2 separate regions of the Homo sapiens genome follow, and region 1 is linked to region 2. A link is a contact called in ENCODE Hi-C or POLR2A ChIA-PET data. All regions are on one chromosome and are shown on one strand. The core of a region is the stretch at or near the end of the contact, and the rest is flanking DNA. Distances in the headings are between cores, read along the strand shown.

Evidence for each region. A loop is a pair of places that touch in the nucleus more often than their neighbours do. ChIA-PET counts read pairs that join two places held with the same protein, here RNA polymerase II (POLR2A). Pooled maps may share reads with other maps.
Region 1: a map of PC-9 shows a loop between it and region 2 (6-fold over the local background). The contact joins two enhancer-like sites. A Hi-C loop is called at or near these places in 1 of 168 maps with a recorded cell type or tissue (PC-9), 2 of 37 single-sample maps with no recorded cell type and 5 of 50 pooled maps. POLR2A ChIA-PET finds 5 or more read pairs at or near these places in 4 of 52 experiments (GM12878, OCI-LY7, Panc1 and 1 more).

What each region holds. Positions count from the first base shown.
Region 1 is chrX:22,114,671-22,120,360 of GRCh38, reverse strand. The region is part of intron 11 of PHEX (phosphate regulating endopeptidase X-linked); the gene reads right to left. Among named protein-coding and RNA genes, the nearest start is that of PHEX-AS1, 55 kb to the left of the region's middle. Within about 2 kb of position 2,945, at least 2 of the 41 ENCODE cell types and tissues checked have a DNase peak (open chromatin) inside an H3K27ac peak, as active enhancers do; they include PC-9, where a contact is called at or near this core.
Region 2 is chrX:22,058,018-22,063,761 of GRCh38, reverse strand. The region is part of intron 3 of PHEX (phosphate regulating endopeptidase X-linked); the gene reads right to left. Among named protein-coding and RNA genes, the nearest start is that of PHEX, 29 kb to the right of the region's middle. Within about 2 kb of position 2,986, at least 2 of the 41 ENCODE cell types and tissues checked have a DNase peak (open chromatin) inside an H3K27ac peak, as active enhancers do; they include PC-9, where a contact is called at or near this core.

The DNA of each region.
Region 1 (5,690 bases), core at 1,696-4,195, 57 kb before region 2:
TGGCAAAGATTCAAGTGCCTTCAGAGATAAGCAAGGGAATGGAACACTGGTTTCCATGTAGATTGTCTGGGCTTGAACCCTACCTAAGCCATTTTCAAGCTATATGACTCCAGAGAATTTACTTCAACTCTCTGAGCCTGTTTCCTCATCTGGAAAATGAGGGCACTAACAGCAGTAACAGGGTCATTGTGAGGATAAGTGAGTTCACACACTGAAAGCACTTAAAAGAATACCAGACAGCTAGTTAAACCTCAGTGAAAGCTAACTGCTACTGTTATTATCATCACCACATTTTAAAACCAATATGTCCTGACCATCACAGTCACAACTAGGCCCATGGTGACAATCCCTTCATTCCCTGGCCTTCGTTGGAACCTTCACCTGCCCTCCATGGACATGAGTATCTACCTGGGGCACTTACTTATACATTACAGATATAAGCAATAATAATAATAATCAAACAAGGCCAGGCGTGGTGGCTCACGTCTATAATCCCAGCACCTTGGGAGGCTGAGGCAGGGAGATCACTTAAAGTCAGGAGTTCAAGACCAGCTTGGCCAACATGAGGAAACCACATCTCTACCCAAAAAAAATACAAAAATTAGCTGGGCCTGGTGGTGCACACCTGTAATCCCAGCTACTCATGAGGCTGAGGCACAAGAATGGCTTGAACCCAGGAGGCAGAGGTTGCAATGAGCCAAGATCATGCCAGTGCACTTCAGCCTGGGTGATGGAGCAAGACTCTGTCTCAAAAAAAAAAAAAAGAAAAAGAAAAAGACAAGAGTATTAAAAAATAAAAATAAATAAAGGGGAAAATTAGCAAGTGATAACTCTAGACATCCTTCCTGAACACAACTAATCCTCTCTCCTGCCATTTAGGTCATGAGCATATGGATCAGGGCTTGGCACAGTGGAACGAGAGCATCATCTCTATTTACAGTGATGATATATCATCAATTCTCTAGGGGAGTCCCACTTTCATGTAACTTTCCACAAAAGTAATATTAAATGCTTAGCTAATGGAATGTTTTAAAATTATAAATAATCTTCATCTAAATAAGATAAAAAATTAAAGAAGTCCTCTGATAGACAAAGTTATGATTTTTAGTTCTGGGGAATGGGGGAAGAAAGGGAGGTAAGGAGGGAGAAAATGTTAATATAAAAGTCAATGGAGGCCAGGGGTAGTGGCTCATGCCTGTAATCCCAACACAGGGAGGCGGAGGTGGCAGTGAGCCGAGATCACGCCACTGCACTCCAGCCTGGGCAACAGAGTGAGACCCTGTCTCAAAAAAAATATGTGGCTCATATTCCAGTTCAATTGGGTAGTGCTACTTTGGACTGCAAAGACAAAGCAACACTTGCAGCCAATCTCACGAGTTAAGGCTCTGTCCTGCTAACTGGGAGGCAAGGGATTGTACTATATGACCTCTTTTGGTGGCTTTCTGTTGAAGGACTCTCCTTTTCTACATGCTATTCTTCTCATTTCTAATTCAATTTGCTAAATTCCCATGGTTGTGTGTGTGAATGAGTATGAGAACGTTGGTGTATCGGTGTGTCCAAATGCACAGTTGGATGTAGGAAGTCTTAGTGAAACAGTAATATAGAATTATGTGTTTTCCCCAGTGAAAAGGAGGAGAACACTGATAGGTAGGAAACCTCAATGTGAACTGCTCTCTCCCACTCACTCTTTAGAAGAGAGGGTACCAACCACAGGCAGTTGGGCCAACTCTGTCATCAAGAGGTTCTCAAAACAGACACGGAGGAGAAGTGGGGCGGGAGTCTCTTAGTAAAACCTAGGTATCAGTTTTCAAAAGATAAAGCCTGGAGGTCCTAACGCAGGGTTTTTCACAGTCCATTTAAACCAATCTGAATCACAGAAATTTTCAATGATCTGAAAATTAAAGCAGTTACTTGCACTAATGTAACCGGTTTTGGTAAATAAAGTACTGCTATTCATGTCAACTGGCCTGGCCTGCTCTTGTGAGTCACCGAGGCTTTTTTTTTTTTTTTTTTTTTTTTTTGGTGCTGTTTACAAACAAATGAATCATGAGAAGACCTTGCTGCGCAAAGTGTGGTCCACGACCAGCAGCAGCAGTCGCACCTGGAACCTTGTTAGGCAAATTCTTGGGTCCTACCCCAAACACAACTTAAAAAAAAAAAACCTTGTTAAAATGCAATGAGAATCTGCATTTTTAACAAGCAGATGCTCACGTGATTTATGTACACATGTAAATTTGAGACATACCTGAAGTTTAAGCTTCTGACTGTATTCATTTGCTTAACAAACTTTTTTGGTAAATAAACAATGGCAGCCTTCCATCTGAGTTAGGGTCTCTGGAATTTGCCCCTTTGGGGATCTTTCTGTTTTTCTTTTTCTTTAGACTGTAGCTAATAATACTGAATGTTTTTCAAGTAAATCAGTGGTTCCAGGTGGTTCTTGGATGGGAGCCCTGTAAAAAAAAAGGCTATAAAAGGCCAGATATTTCTCTTATAAGTTTCCAACCTAAGTATTCCCTGAGGCAAACAGCTTCAGCACAAGGGAGGCAAACAATTTTACGTTAAAGAGATGAGTATCTGCCTAACTACCAAACTACCCCCACGTACATCAAAATAAGGGGGAAGATGCCAAAATTAACTTTATTTTAGAATGTCATACCCTGACACAAGGAAAAGGGACTTTCACACCAAAACTGAGAAAAACAAGTTTAATCCACATACTTTTCATATTAGTTAAAATTCTTCTACTGCCAAAAAACCTGCTATAATTTTTTTAAATCTTTCATTATCCTTTAATTGTTTTTATAGCCTTCCCAGAGATTATAATATTACTACTGTGATTATCTGATAAGATCTCAATCTATTTACTCTGACCAAAGAGCAAAAGAAAACACGCAATGAGAATACTGAGTATTTTGAAATAAGCCATTAATTCCTCAGTGGAATTATTTGCAAGGGAACTTTCAGGTTCAAACATAAAGTCTCATAGTTAGACAGTAAAAACAAGTTAACATAGGTCAATTTGTTCCCAGACCAAACTGAGGGTCAGGCTGCTATTTCTCACGGCCCAATAACGAGATGCAAATGAACTGGGGAAGAACAGAGTTTTATTTTCTGCCACTGGTTACAGGGAGAAAGCCTGGAAATTATCACCAGACCAACTCAAAGTTACAAAGTTTTCTAGAGCTCATATACCTTCTAAGCTATATGTCTACGTGAAAGTGTGCAATCGTCGAAAGACATAAATGATTAACTTCTTTTAATCTATAACTAGGTGTGAGTCTTGAAGACCTTCTTCTGGAGCCTCAGTAAGTTTACTTAATCTAAATGGGTCTAGGTACTGAGGTAATTACCCTTATCTTGTCTCCTGCTAAATCATAAAGGTTTGGGGAGTTCCTTTAGACCCCAGTAAACTTGTTTGTGGAGGCCTGTGGAGTTTCTTCAGACCCCCAATAAAACTTGTTTAATCCTAAAAGGGTCCTGTTAAGAATTCATTCATTATCTTGTCATGCTTCAAGATCCAGGAAAAGCCTAGGCAAAACTCTTGGTGGGCTCTTTGTTACATTCCAGGCTTTGTATATGGGCAGTGGTTCAATCAGCTTTTAATGTTTAACCTAGCTACTCAGTACGTGCTGGGACAGTTGTGATGGAGGCCTGTGTTAGTGAGACCTGGCCTGCCACAAATGTACTTAGATATGGTATTGCAAAGCAAACTTCAGTGCATAATACATAATCATGTATTATGTATCAATAATGACTATGTACTGATACATAATACCAACCATTTGGTATTATTATGTATCACTACGTGATACCAATCATTTGAACAATCATGACATTACAATGTCTTTGCCCTTTAATTCAGTGTTTATTGACCACCTGCATCCAAGCTGCTCATATATTTGTATCTTATTGACTACACGGATTATTATTAATCATGCCTGGATCTTTTACTTCATGACATTTGTAAAATATAATTCATCAAAAATAAAATGCAGACAAAAAACTTGGCCAAATCCATGTTTCTAATTCAAAATACACCCTCTCAATAGTGAAAAAACGAATAATCTGATTAAAAAATAGGCAAAAGATCTGAATAGACATTTTTCCAAAGACGACACATAAACAGGAGGTTTATGAAAAGGTTTTCATCACTAATCATCAGGGAAATGCAAATCAAACCATAATGAAATAGCACTTCACTACCTGTTAGGATGGCTATGATCAAAAATTTAAGAGGTAAGTGTTGGCAAAATATTCCTGGAAAAAAAGGAAACGCTCATATACTGTTGGTAAGAATGTAAACTGGTACAGCCATTATGGAAAATAGCATGGAAAATCTTCAAAAAAATAAAAATAGGACTACCATTCAATCCAGCCATCCCACTACTGGGTATATATCCAAAGTAAGTAAAATCAGTATATGGAAGAAAGATCTGCACCTTCATGTTCATTGCAGCATTATTCATAATAGCCAAGATATGGAATAAACCTAAATACCCTTCAATGGATAAATACATAAGGAAACTGCGATGTGTGCATGTGTGTACCACACAATGGAATATTTGGCCATAAAAATGAAGAAATGAAGAAAATCCTGCCTTTTGCAACAGCATAGATAAAGCCAGAGGACATTATGCTAAGTGAAATAAGCCAGGCACAGAAAGACAAATATTATATGATCTCACTTATATGTAGAATCTTTATAAAAGTTAAAATATAGAAGCAGAGAGTAGAACAGTAGTTGCCAGGGGCTGGGGGCAGGGAAATGGGGAGATATTGATCAAAGGGTACAAACTTCTAGTTCTAAGATGAATAAGTTATGGGGATCTAAAATATGGCATGGTGACTATAGTTACTAATAATGTATTGTATACTTGAATTTGCTAAGACAGTAAATCTTAAGTGTCCTCATCCCCCACCACCACACACACAATGGTAAATAAGTGTGACAACAGATGTGTTCATTTGATTGTGGCAACCATTTCACAATGTATGTCAAATCATCATCTTGTATACTTTGTGTTTGTTTTGAGACAGAGTCTCGCTCTGTCGCCTTGGCTGAAGGGCAGTGGCGCGATCTCGGCTCACTGCAACCTCCGCCTCCGGGGTTCAAGCAATTCTCCTGCCTCAGCCTCCCAAATAGCTGGGATTACAGGTGCCTGCCACCACGCCCAGATAAATTTTGTATTTTTTTTAGTAGAGATGGGGTTTTACCATGTTGGCCAGGCTGGCCTCAAACTCCTGACCTCAAGTGATCTGCCCGGCTTAGCCTCTCAAAGTACTAGGATTACAGGTGTGAGCCACTGCGCCCGGCCGTATACTTCGAATATATACAATTGTTATTAGTCAAATGCATCTCAATAAAGCTGAAAGAAAAAAAAATACACCCTTTTCTCCAATGCAGTTGAAACAGATGGAGAAGAACACGTTGCCACAGTGATGAGTCCCTCTTTAAATTCAATACCTCAAACCTCACCTACATCTGGACATGCCTGCCCTCAAGCAGCTATACTACATTCCCTCAGTTTATTCACTCTCCCACTCCCCTGGAAAACTACACACCTTCTCTCTCCTCTAACCTTCAATACCTGCTAACTCATCCTCACTCTCGTTTGATGACCTTTCTTCCTATTTCACTTAGAAGTTGAAAGAATCTGAAGACAATACCCACAGGCCACTACCACCTGGAA
Region 2 (5,744 bases), core at 1,737-4,236:
ATGAATCCAAAAGCATTTTAAGGACAACTGAACCTCCGGGTGAGATGAGACATTTTAATTCTTCAGTATTGGGTTTCATATCCAGGGTTCAGGGGCAGAATCAAAAATTTGGTCCAGTGGGAAGGTGGACGCGACGCTTCTGGTGAGGGCAGCTTTGTGAACGTCCTGAGACACAGCGGGCTATGCAGCCTTCAGACCTCAGGCGAAACACAATTGCCTCCTTTCTTCACCCAGCACCTCCCACGCATTCCCCACTAGACTTGTCTCATTCTGGCAGCCACCTGCAGCTTTCAAACCCCAACTTCCTCTTCTCCACAGCTCAGAGATTCCAGGCTGACACCAACACCTTTGACCTCAATTAAAAGAGTAGAATTTTATGTCTGAATTTACTTTCACTGGTATGTATCCAGACCAATGTGTAAATCAGCAAGAGAAAGAAAATCTCTTTTCTTATATTATTCTGGAGACTTGGTCAACATGTTGGGAAATGTAAATGGAGAGAAATTAATAAATTAGTTGGGCATTGCTTGGCATTCATTAATGTCAACTAGCAAAGCATACTGCCAGAGCAGTCATTCTGAATGGTTCTCATCTCAGAAAACTCACAGAAACTTCTCTAATGTACAAAGGCTACAGTTTTCTACTCAGTTAGTTTGGGCACTGCCTGGTCGGGAGGGAGGTCGTTAAAAATCCTCACATCTAGCCAGGTGCAGTGGCTCACGCCTGTAATCCCAGCACTTTAGGAGGCCAAGGTAGGCGGATCACTTGAGGTCAGGGGTTCGAGACCAGCCTGTCCAACATGGTGAAACCCCGTCTTTACTAAAAATACAAAAATTAGCCAGGCATGGTGGCACACACCTGTAATCCCAGCTACTCGGGAGGTTGAGGGACGAGAATCGCTTGAACCTGGGAGGCAGAGGTTGCAGTGAGCCGAGATCACACCACTGCACTACAGCCTGGGCAACAGAGCAAGACTCTGTCTCAAAAAACAAGCAAACAAACAAACAAAAATCCTAACACCCAAGCAGCACCCCAGATCAATTCCATGAGAATCTCTGAGAATGGGCCTCAGGCATCTGTGTTTTATAAGCTCCCTAGTAATTCCACTGCACAGCAAGGGTTGAGAACCACCACTCTAGAATTGTACTTTTCAGTAGTCCCACGAGGCTACTGGGTATTGCAATGTGGCTGGTCCAAATGGAGAAGGGTTGCAAGTTTAAGATATGCACCACATTTGAAAGACTTAGTAAGAAAGAAAAAAGAGAAAATGCCTCATGGGTAAGTTTTCTACATTGATTACATGTAGAAATAACAGTATTTTGGATATATTGGGGTAGATAAAATATATCATCCCAACTGCTGACACGTTTACTTTTTAAAGTGTGGCTCCTAGAAAACATAAAATCACATGTGACTTGCATTTGTGACTCACATTATATTTCTATCGGACAATACTACTCTGGAAGGTATCTTTATAGGTCTCTAATTGTGTGAATATGGGTAAATTACTTAACCTGTTGTTATGGTTTGGCTCTGTCTCCACCCAAATCTCATCTCAAATTCTAATCCCCGCATGGGTGGTTCAGTGGCAGAATTCTCAAATTGTAATCCCCATAATCCCCACGTGTTGAGGGAAGAACGTCATGGGAGGTGATTAGATCATGGGGGCATTCTTCCCCCATGCTGTTCTCGTGATAGTGAATGAGTTCTCAAGAGATTTGATGGTTTTATAAGGCAGTTTGCCCTGCTCTTGCTCACTCTCTCTCACCTGCTGCCATGTAAGACATGCCTCCTTCCCCTTCCGCCATGATTTTCAGTTTCCTGAGGCCTCCCTAGCCATGCAGAACTGTGAGTCAATTAAACCTCTTTCCTTTACAAGTTACCCAGTCACAGGTATTTCTTTATAGCAGTGTGAAAACAGACTAATACACCTCTCTAAGCCACAGTTTGCCCAATCGTAAAACAGGAATAATATCACCTTCCTAGTTTTCAGGGCTTTTACCAGGCAGTAAAGGTCAAATGGCCCAAATCTAATCCTGGCTCCATTGCATATCAGCCGTGTGACCTTGGGCTAGTTATACTGCTTGGTGCCTCTGTCTTCTCATCTGTAAAATGCAGATAAATCTTACATCTTCCGTGTTGGGAGCTCAGTTCAGAGTCCAATAAATGATAACTAATGATATTATTAAATAAGGTCACCTCAATAAAGTGCCCAGCCCTGTTAGGTCCTGCCCTATGTGACATATTCTTACAACTTTTTTAATCTATTAAAGGCTCACTTCACAGTAATGAATTATCTCCCCATTAGTAGTAAATCAGAGGAGAAATGGGGATTTTGTCACATTGTAAAGATGCTTGACCCATCCACACCTCAGTCACAGTTGAAAAGTTCTCAGAATTGGGGGTGAGAGCATAGCTAAAACAATCTAATCAGAGAGTCTGGAAATACAAGGATAAAATTTTCAACTCAGTTCCACTATGAATGTTAGCATGCAACCAACTTTTCAATTTTTGTAGGGCTTCCATTCTGCCGTTGACCAATTCAGAGTATGGTAAAGGTAAGGGATTCACGCATCTCTCTAAGGCGCAGGACATCTGAGTCATCTGCTTCTGCTGTGAAATCTGAATGCCCCTGGAATTTCTCACAAAAATCCCATATTCTCAGCTCCATTATTATTCTGGCTTCTGGCAACCAACAGCAGGAACACGTGGACCCTTGGAGAAGCTTCAGGAATTGTTACCACCAAAGCTCACGTGGGTATGCCTCCCAACTGTTACCACCAAAGCCAGCTAGGATTTTTCTTTCCTTTCCAAACAGTCATCCTCTTTCAGGAAGTAGTTTTTCAAAAATATGCAATCCTTCTGAACAACTGCAAAGTAAAATACACTTAAACATACCAACCTTGTAAAACAGGACCTGGGTGTGGGCAGGTGGAAAAGTGTCATTGTGGGTGTATACGTCTTTCTCAGGATGCACATATCCTGTGTTATTAGTCATGCTGAGGAACTTATATTTAGTCAAAGGAACCTAAATTTAGCCCACAATCTTCTAAAGTGAAATGTTTCTTTCCTCCTACAACATTCAAGCTAACTCACAGGAAACTTTTCATAATGTGTGGCAATATTTATGCTACAAAAATGCCCCCTTGTCTGCTTTCCCATTCATTTTTTTCAGCCAATATTCCCATGCATAGCATTTTGCAGGCTATTGCTCCACTTCTCAGAAACCTTAGCATTCCCTGCTGCAAGTCAAAAATCTCACCAATGGATTTCAACATCTCTTATCTCCTGTCATCTCTCACCAAAGGCCCTGTTCATTCCTTCCTTCCAACAAAGCCAAGCTATATATATTGGATCTGACCCTTAGGACTTAGCTCCCAGCACCTCCAGGTTTGCAGTTCCCCTACTCCCTTACTCCCCACCCTTCTAAGTTCAATCAACAGCCCCTGTCTTCAACATTGAATAACAAGCTAGCTCTGTTGTACACCATGTAGTATCTGCTTATGGATAAACACTCTACTTGGTGTATTACTATTTCCAATCATTTGCACTGTTCATAAAAGCTATATCACTTCGAATAAGAATTGACTTTTTTTTTTTTTTTTTTGAGACAGGGCTTTGCTCTCTCACCCAGGCTGGAGTGCAGTGGCACAATCTTAGCTTACTACAGCCTTGAATTCCTGGGCTCAAGCATTCTTCCCTCTCCAACTTCCTGAGTAGCTGGGACTACAGATGTACACTGCCAGGCCCAGAATTGACCTTTAATGCCCTGCTTTCATGATAAGCACATGGCAAGCCTTAGTAATTTCACCTGAAAATATACAGGTTCCAAGGCATAGACAATCATAAAGACTGCATTTAATCAGTTCAAGGGTTGGTACTGGTACAAACTCCAGTTTCATCTAATATCCTCATAAACACATATTAACTGTCAGTAACATGCTCATTACCCCGGGAGTCTAGACAGTGAAGTACTCAAAGATTTGGGCATGAGTGGACCCATGAGGCCACGTAATAGTCAATGCCACTCCAAGCACCTGAATTAAGATGGATCAAGAGGCTGGAGCTAAATAAAACTGCCTTCTTGAATCTTGCTCTAGCAATCCTTACATACACTGGGGTTCTTAATGGTTTTTTCTGCCTACATCTCTTGAGCAGTCTGTTGAAACCTATGGACCATTCTGAGAATAATGTTTATAAGTACATAAAATAAGAAACATAGGCTTACAAAGAAAAACAGGTATTTCAAAACACAGCACAACTTTTTTTACTGTGTGAAATATATATATGTGCTATTTGATTAATTCATTAAATACCAAGCCCTAACTTTGAGTCTGACAACTACTATAATTTTGAAGTAGTGATACGTGTACATAACATTTCAAGATACCTGCAACATCTGCAATAAGGTAGAAAAATAATCATGATTGCTGTTGGTAACAAAGTCACAGGCACTGCTAATAGTACCAGGGTTTGTTGCCTACATTCATAATTAAAGAAAATGCTAAAATTCTGTGAGAGGTTAGTGAAAACAAAGGTGCAATTTTTTCCCATCCAAGTACCTGAATTGTATTGACAGCCCTCTTGTGGGAAGACTGTGGACTCAAGTTAAGGATCCCCTAGGGATAAGAAAGAAGAGAGAACAAAGGGAAATGAGGGCTGTGCACGCTGGCTCACACCTGTAATCCCAACACTTTGGGAAGCCGAGGCAGGTGGAAAACCTGAGGTCAGGTGTTCAAGACCAGCCTGGCCAACATGTTGAAACCCTGTCTCTACTAAAAATATAAAAATTAGCCAGGCGTGGTGGCAGGCGCCTGTAATCCCAGCTACTCGGGAGGCTGAGGCAGGAGAATCATTTGAATCGGGGAGGCAGAGGTTGCAGTGAGCCGAGATCGTGCTGCTGCACTCCAGCCTCGGCGACAGAGTGAGACTCCATGTCCGAAAAAAGAAGGGAAATTGGTAGAATTTTTTTAAGTGGCATCCAGAGAAGCTCTAGAGCGGCGTAAGAGGATAGTTATTCTTATTTTTACCAATTCCCTTTTCCTCTTCTTTCTCTTCCTGTGGGAGTGATTTAAAAATCACATGGCCTCCAATGAATGTGTTATCTGACAATTAGATTATCAAAACCGTCCAGGGTTTAGGGTCATGACCAAGGTCTGGCAATGCAAGTTGGGAATACGTACAAATGTCCTCATCTGCTGTTTTTTATCTCCAGCCTTGCCTCTTTCAGAACCAGCTTCCTTATTTACAGGCATGTGGGGAGTTTGAGAAAAAAAACTAGATCACAATATTTTATTTTAATAGTGATGTCAAGGTCTTCTTCTAAGTTATTTTTATTTGGCTGCAGAACATTTCTTAAGCATCTACTATGTGCCAAGTGCTTTTAAAACATTAATCCTTGTGAAATTAACAGTAGCAACGGATTCCATTTATTGAACCATGTGTAGAAGACTTTCTACGCATCTCATTGGATTTGTCCAACAGTATCACCAGATAAGAAACGGAGGCTCAGAAAGAAGTAGTTTGCCCATGGCCACACAGCTGATAAGTGGCAGAATCCCTTTTTTTTTTTCTTTTCTCAGAACCCAAACTTGAACCACCTGCAAGTTATTTTTCTTGTCTGTAACTTGCATCAGATCCCACCAACAGGGAGTCTTAGAAGGGCCCAGGCCTGTCTCATTGCCCACGTCCCTGTCCTGCCTTCCTGAGGCCCAGAACACAAATGGAAAATGACTGATGATTTT